2 separate regions of the Homo sapiens genome follow, and region 1 is linked to region 2. The links are chromatin contacts, found by POLR2A ChIA-PET in ENCODE. All regions are on one chromosome and are shown on one strand. The core of a region is the stretch at or near the end of the contact, and the rest is flanking DNA. Distances in the headings are between cores, read along the strand shown. Region 1 has its middle 110 kb from the start of RUNX1. Region 2 overlaps RUNX1 (RUNX family transcription factor 1).

Region 1 (3,045 bases), core at 292-2,791, 300 kb before region 2:
TAACAGTATGTTTTATACATAAAAATTGCTGAAAGTGTAAATACCAAGTGTTCTCACTACCAAAAAATATGATAAGTAGGGTGATGCATATGTTAATTAGCTTGATTTAGCCATTCCACAAGGGATACATGTATCAAAGCATCATGATGTTCACAAATATATACGTTTATTGCTCGATTATTAATAAATAAATAGAATGAGTCACTAGAAGATTCAGACTCCCTCTGACCTCTCTACATAGCCTTTTATCCACCCATCTTCCAACCACCTGAGTGACCCTGGGTAAGTCACTAAAAACATATAAGGAATATTTTCATATACACTCATTTTTTTTTCAACTCAGATGAAATTCAAAAATAATCTTGATCATTTTAAAAGTGAACATTTCAATGGCACTTAGTACATTCACGATGTTGTACAACCACTACCTCTATCTACTTGCAAAACAGTTGCATCACCTGAAAGGAACTCTGTGGCCATGAAAAATCACTCCTTATTCCCTCTCCCGCAGCCTATGGCAACCACCAATCTACTCTCTGTTCCTGTGGATTTTCCTATTCTAGATATTTCATATAAATAGAATCATGCAGTATGTGGTCTTTTGCATCTGGCTTCTTTTGCTGGGTGTAATGTTTTTGAGGTACGTCCACGTTGTAGCATGTATCCAAATTTCATTCCTTTTTAGGGCTGAATAATACACCATTGTCTGTATATACCACATTTTCTTTATCCATTCATCTATTATTGGGCGTTCGGGTTGTTTTCATCTCTTGTCTCTTGTGAATAATGCTGCTGTGAACATAGGAGTACCTGTATTTGTTTGAGCATCTGTCTTTAATTCTTTTCAGTATGTAGGTAGGAGTGGAATTTCTGGGTCGTATGGTAGCTTTAACTCTTGGAAGAACCATCAAACTGTTTTCCACTGTGGCTGTACCACTTTGCATTCCACCAGCAATGTATATACCCTACCTTGTTTTGCCATGACTCCACCCTGATGAGGTTGGGTTACTTTATAAAGAAGGATCCTGAGACTCAAGGATGTAAAACCATTTGGCCAACTCAGTTTGTCAAGTGTCAAAGTTTGATTCCACATCTTTGACTACAGATCCCATTCCTTTCCATTGTATACACTTCTCCAGTCTTCAGCTTCATCCTTTGGAGAGAGAAAGCAGAGATCTATGAGGAATAAGCTTATCCAAATGCTGTCTAAGAATTCTGATAAAATCCCAGTGCAGGGCCCCAGGTGCTGAATACTGTGTTCACATAAGTATATATGTTTACTTTGCAGACTCAGCATCTGCAATCATACCTAGCCCCTAGTAAATCCTCAGAAAATATTTGTTGAATGAATGAGACTTATGCATTTATCTGAAAGCCTTTCATGTCTCTGGTAGTTAGCAAACCATATGCTGCCTTTTCCTTAAGATCTTTCTTTGCAAATGTGGCACATTCAGAAAAATATAGGACTGGATCGACCAGATGTGATGTGACTAACAATGGTAGAATGTCTCTCTCACACTCTAAATTGAAAATATGTTGTAATCAGATGTGTCAGTAGTCTACCTCAAATACAGTGGCAACGTGCCTTTCTCCGTTTCACTTAATATCATCTGATTATTTAATCTACAGACATACATCACTGATGTATTTTAATTAGCATGTTTGCTATGTATTTATAAATCAGTTTTCACCTTCTAAGACTTGGATGTTTTGCTGTCAAGAAGTCACTAGTACTAACCCCAAATAATGAATATGTTTTATAGTTAACAAAATTTTTCCCAGATCAATAAGGTTAATAAGTGATACTGTCACTTGGGCATGTTAATAAATTTTTTAAAAAATAGGCTGAGCCAGCTGAAAAGCTACAACTGGAAATAGATTATAGCATTTTGCCCCAGGCTTTGGCAGCAATTGAAACAAAGTATTTTGAAACACAGCAAATTGGCATTTCTCTGACTTCCAATGTTCAGTCTCTCCAAGCGGGACACCTGGTTCAACTACACAAAACAGCTATTCAGAATTAGAGTCTGGGCTTTTGTTATGCAAAAGGTAAATGAGGGTAGCATGAACTTTTCCAGGAAAAGCTGTTTTTACTTTTTACCCTAGGGAGACCTCTCTTCAGAAAGAAAGAAAAGAAAAAAAAAAGAAAACTGGTACTGACAGGAGATCAGAAGTTATGAGGATGGGTGGGTTCGAAATTTACTTTATAAAAGAAAACTTCATGCGATGCTGTAAAATGTTTCCACTGTAAATGAATTAAATTGAACCCCAAACCTACCCTGCTTGGGAACACTAGGTTCCCGTGGGACACTCTGAAGAGCTTTCACCAGGCTCACCTCTCCCCAACTCTCAGACTACAGAGACTTGCTTCTATTTGAGTTGCATTTATGTTGTAATAGAAATAGTTTGACCAACACTGTGGTTGGCTTGCTAAAAGAGGATCTATGCCCTATATGATAACATGTCTGTGACCCTGTACGTGTACTCTCATGCGTGCGTGTGCTTTGCGTGATACAGTCCAAACAAGGTTGGAAATTGCACTTGAATCTAGTGTTTGAGGTTGGTCATGCTACCCAACCCATGAATGGGAAAACCCAAAGTCCAGAGTGAAGGAGAATGCAGTGAAGGTTCTTTGACCAAAGCAGGCTCATCCAAGATGCCTGGCATTTGGTCCTATGACTTGTAACCCTTTGGATCCAATGGCCTTCCTATGCTGTGTTGGGTGGGTGTTAGGCAAATGTAAGGCCAAACAGCTTCAAAATCGAATTGAAGAGTCCTTGTTGGATGAGTATTAAGAGAGTCAGGGATCACCTGTCATTGCACCCCAGGATCAGCATCTTAGGGAGCCAGGCCCCAGACAGGCATTCTTCCCTTTACTTAATTGGTAGCTATCTCTTGAGTGACCAAGTGCTGGTGCTGCTCTGGGGATGGGACAAAGCCGTGCTCTCAGGGAGCTCACCTCCCAGCAAAGAAGACAGATGATAAAGACAGAACGAGGCCATTAAGTCATAGCATTTCAGATGATCAAAGTGCTGTGAAGAAAGC
Region 2 (2,874 bases), core at 11-2,510:
GAGTTCTATATTCTAAGGACCTGATTTTCAGTCTGACTTTTGAGGGTAGTCCTGGTGCCAGTAGCTTAGGCCTCAAGTCTGCATTTTGCATGTGTGATGTGAGTGCGATTGGATCAAGCAATCTGCAAATACAGGCACTTTGCACACAAGTATATACAGTACGCCGACATCTTAATTCAATTCAGCATGGAGAATCAGGAAATTATGTGCAAGTTGAAGGATTTGTATCCCGTCCAGAAATCCCCAAATAAATTAATTATACAACTCCACTGTCAAAAATAGTGGCAAATGTTTGGGTAAGGAAATGGAAGAGGAGCATAAGCATGAATTTTGGCTGTTAGGTTGTTCCAGTGGAAAAGTGAGAAATCAAAATTAAAAATACTTCATAAAAAATACTCCAAATGCAGACTACTCCTGGAATCCGAGGGTACGTTAATTTTTATACTTAGTTATCCGCAATTAAAATTAGACCCAAAGCCATCTATTGTAAAAGGAGAAATCTCCCTGCAACCTTTCAGGATCTTGTGGGATTTCCTGAATTTGCAAAGAGCAGAACCTGAGCCTTCACTGACTCTCTTGGTTTTTAAAAGCTGCGATGTTTTTCTTTTATTTTTCCTTTCTCACTCTTTGGGCGTTTCAAGACTCTGGGCACAACTGGCTTTCCTGCAGACAAACACAAGAGTGAAAAATGTTGCGATTGTGTTTCCTAAGGACTCTGAGCCCCCAGGGCAGACGGCTCCTTTGTGTCTGCAGCCTTCCTTTGCGTGACAAAGGGCAAGTTTCACATCCCCTGAAACTGTCCCCAAAAGAAGAAGATGACTCATGCTTACAGACCTACACTAAGGAGAGTGACAGGAACAGAGTCTGCTGCAGAGCCAACTCAGGTAGACCGGGGATACCTGCAAACTAGACCTGAGGAGGCCGAGTCACAACAGGAGTCGGGGCTCGCCCGTCAGACACGGGGTGTTATAGGAGGATTCTGCTCTGATGTGGCCTGGATGCACTTTTAAATATGTTCTTCACACCTAGGCAAGAAATGACCCCGAGCTGCATGTCTTTTTGCTTTGTAATCTCCTTGCCACCCTCAGCTCTTTGGGGAGCAGTGTGCACATTTGAAGCAATCCTGAGGTTTAGCCACTTCCCAGATGTGGTGAGGAAGTGGAGAGTGCGCTGGGCCATGCGGAACTGCAGGTTCCAGCCGTGGCTTTATTTGACCACAATTGGCTGTCAGAGTTCACCAGCCCCAGGGCCGCCAACGTCAAGACTAATCAAGCCTAGACCTGGGGCCTCCCCGCTGACTGGCCCTGGGGAGTGTGTCATGGCAGCGAGTGTCCAGGAAGACTCACCCCTTGACCTTCTTCCCAACTAAATAAAGCAGTTAGTATTTTGCCCTGGCATTTGGATGGACACACTGGCGTCGAGGGAGACAACACATGTTGCAGTGAGGAGCACTGGCCTGGCTTGTTTACATAGCATATCAGCCACTCACAGTTGTGCCTTACAAAGGTCGCCAGCTGGCGGGGCAGGAGTGAACTTGAACTTGAAGTTCAAGTTGCGTTTAGGCCTGGTAGCAGCCCCATCACCTGCTGAACACACACACACACACACACACACACACACACACACACACACACACGCACAAAACCCCTCCTCATGTCAGACGTCAGTGCCTACTTCATCCCCAGCTCCTTCTTACGGGATCTGTCACAGCTCTGGTCTTTGTGGAATCACCTTTATCATGTCTTTAATGATCATTCCACTGACATTTACTGAGACCTTTCCCTGTGCTCTGCTTGTATATTCAGCATTCCATTTAACCTGCAGAACAATGCTACGAGATGGAATGACTGTTATTAACCCCCTTTTACAGATGACAAAGCTGAGGCCCCAGAGAGGTCAAGTAACTTGCCTGAGGTCACACAGCTAGCAAGTGGCAGAGCGAGGTTTTGAACCTAAGTAGGTTGCCTTGAGAGTCCACACTGAATGAATCACCACTGTGTTTCCACCTTCATGGGATTTTATATGGAATTCTTCTCTCTCACTGCTTCCAAGCCTACATCAAGACAAACCTCATCTGCCCTGTTGTTTTTTGTTCTCACCTTCTTATTCAGTATGAGTGTCGTTTGGTGCTTCTAATGGTCTTCTAATGGTCCTCCTGGAACCCAAGCCCTGGCTGGAACTGATGCTGCTGTGGTGGTCAGGGTTCAGTGAGCAGGAGGAAGGACTTGGTGTTTACCCCTTGTTTACCCCTTTCCTTGGCTTCCTTCCATGCAGGCCACCCTGTGACCCCGTGGTGGCCCCCTCTGGAACCAAGAGCTGCCGACTTCCAGCAGCACACACAGGATCAGTGCTGGGGCCATCTGTGCACTGACCAAAGCCTCTGCTGGCCTCACCAGACCAAGGCCAGTGAGTGCTTCAGGGAGCCTTGGATCCTCCAGGCTGCCAACAGAAACACCGGCCCTCTCGGCAGCAGCCCCATCCTTCCACCCCTGCACTGGGTCCTGAAAAGCCCATTTTGGGGCCGTTGCTATTTAGCCAACCTGCCCTCCCTTGCTCTCCTGTGATTTCTCACTATTCCGGCTGCAGCTCGCTGGGAGAAACACTTGAGAGTCTTTTGTGCTCCACACCCATGTACTTAAAATACCAGGCCTATAGGTCATTTCAATGAGGGAATTTGGCTCATAACACGTGTGCCCCGAGGCACAGATCCTACTTCTGCAGATGCTGGCCAAGAAGGGCTGTGTCCCAGCCGCCATGGGGTGGGGCCACAGAGAGGGCAGGGCCACGTGGAGGGCAGAGCATGTGGCTCCTGTCAGGTGCGCCCGTTGCTGACTGCAGCCCAGTATCAAGGCTCTGCTGGGTCTCATTGGAAGA

The links. ChIA-PET counts read pairs that join two places held with the same protein, here RNA polymerase II (POLR2A).
Region 1: POLR2A ChIA-PET joins it to region 2 with 20 read pairs in OCI-LY7. The contact joins two enhancer-like sites. POLR2A ChIA-PET finds 5 or more read pairs at or near these places in 2 of 52 experiments (OCI-LY7 and SK-N-SH).

Annotation. Positions count from the first base shown.
Region 1 is chr21:35,162,012-35,165,056 of GRCh38, reverse strand. No RefSeq gene overlaps it. Among named protein-coding and RNA genes, the nearest start is that of RUNX1, 110 kb to the right of the region's middle. Within about 2 kb of position 1,541, at least 2 of the 41 ENCODE cell types and tissues checked have a DNase peak (open chromatin) inside an H3K27ac peak, as active enhancers do.
Region 2 is chr21:34,864,042-34,866,915 of GRCh38, reverse strand. All of the region lies in intron 5 of RUNX1 (RUNX family transcription factor 1), which reads left to right. All of the region lies in intron 1 of RUNX1-AS1 (RUNX1 antisense RNA 1), which reads right to left. Among named protein-coding and RNA genes, the nearest start is that of RUNX1-AS1, 29 kb to the right of the region's middle. RefSeq lists enhancers at 657-936, 977-1,146, 417-1,616. Within about 2 kb of position 1,260, at least 17 of the 41 ENCODE cell types and tissues checked have a DNase peak (open chromatin) inside an H3K27ac peak, as active enhancers do.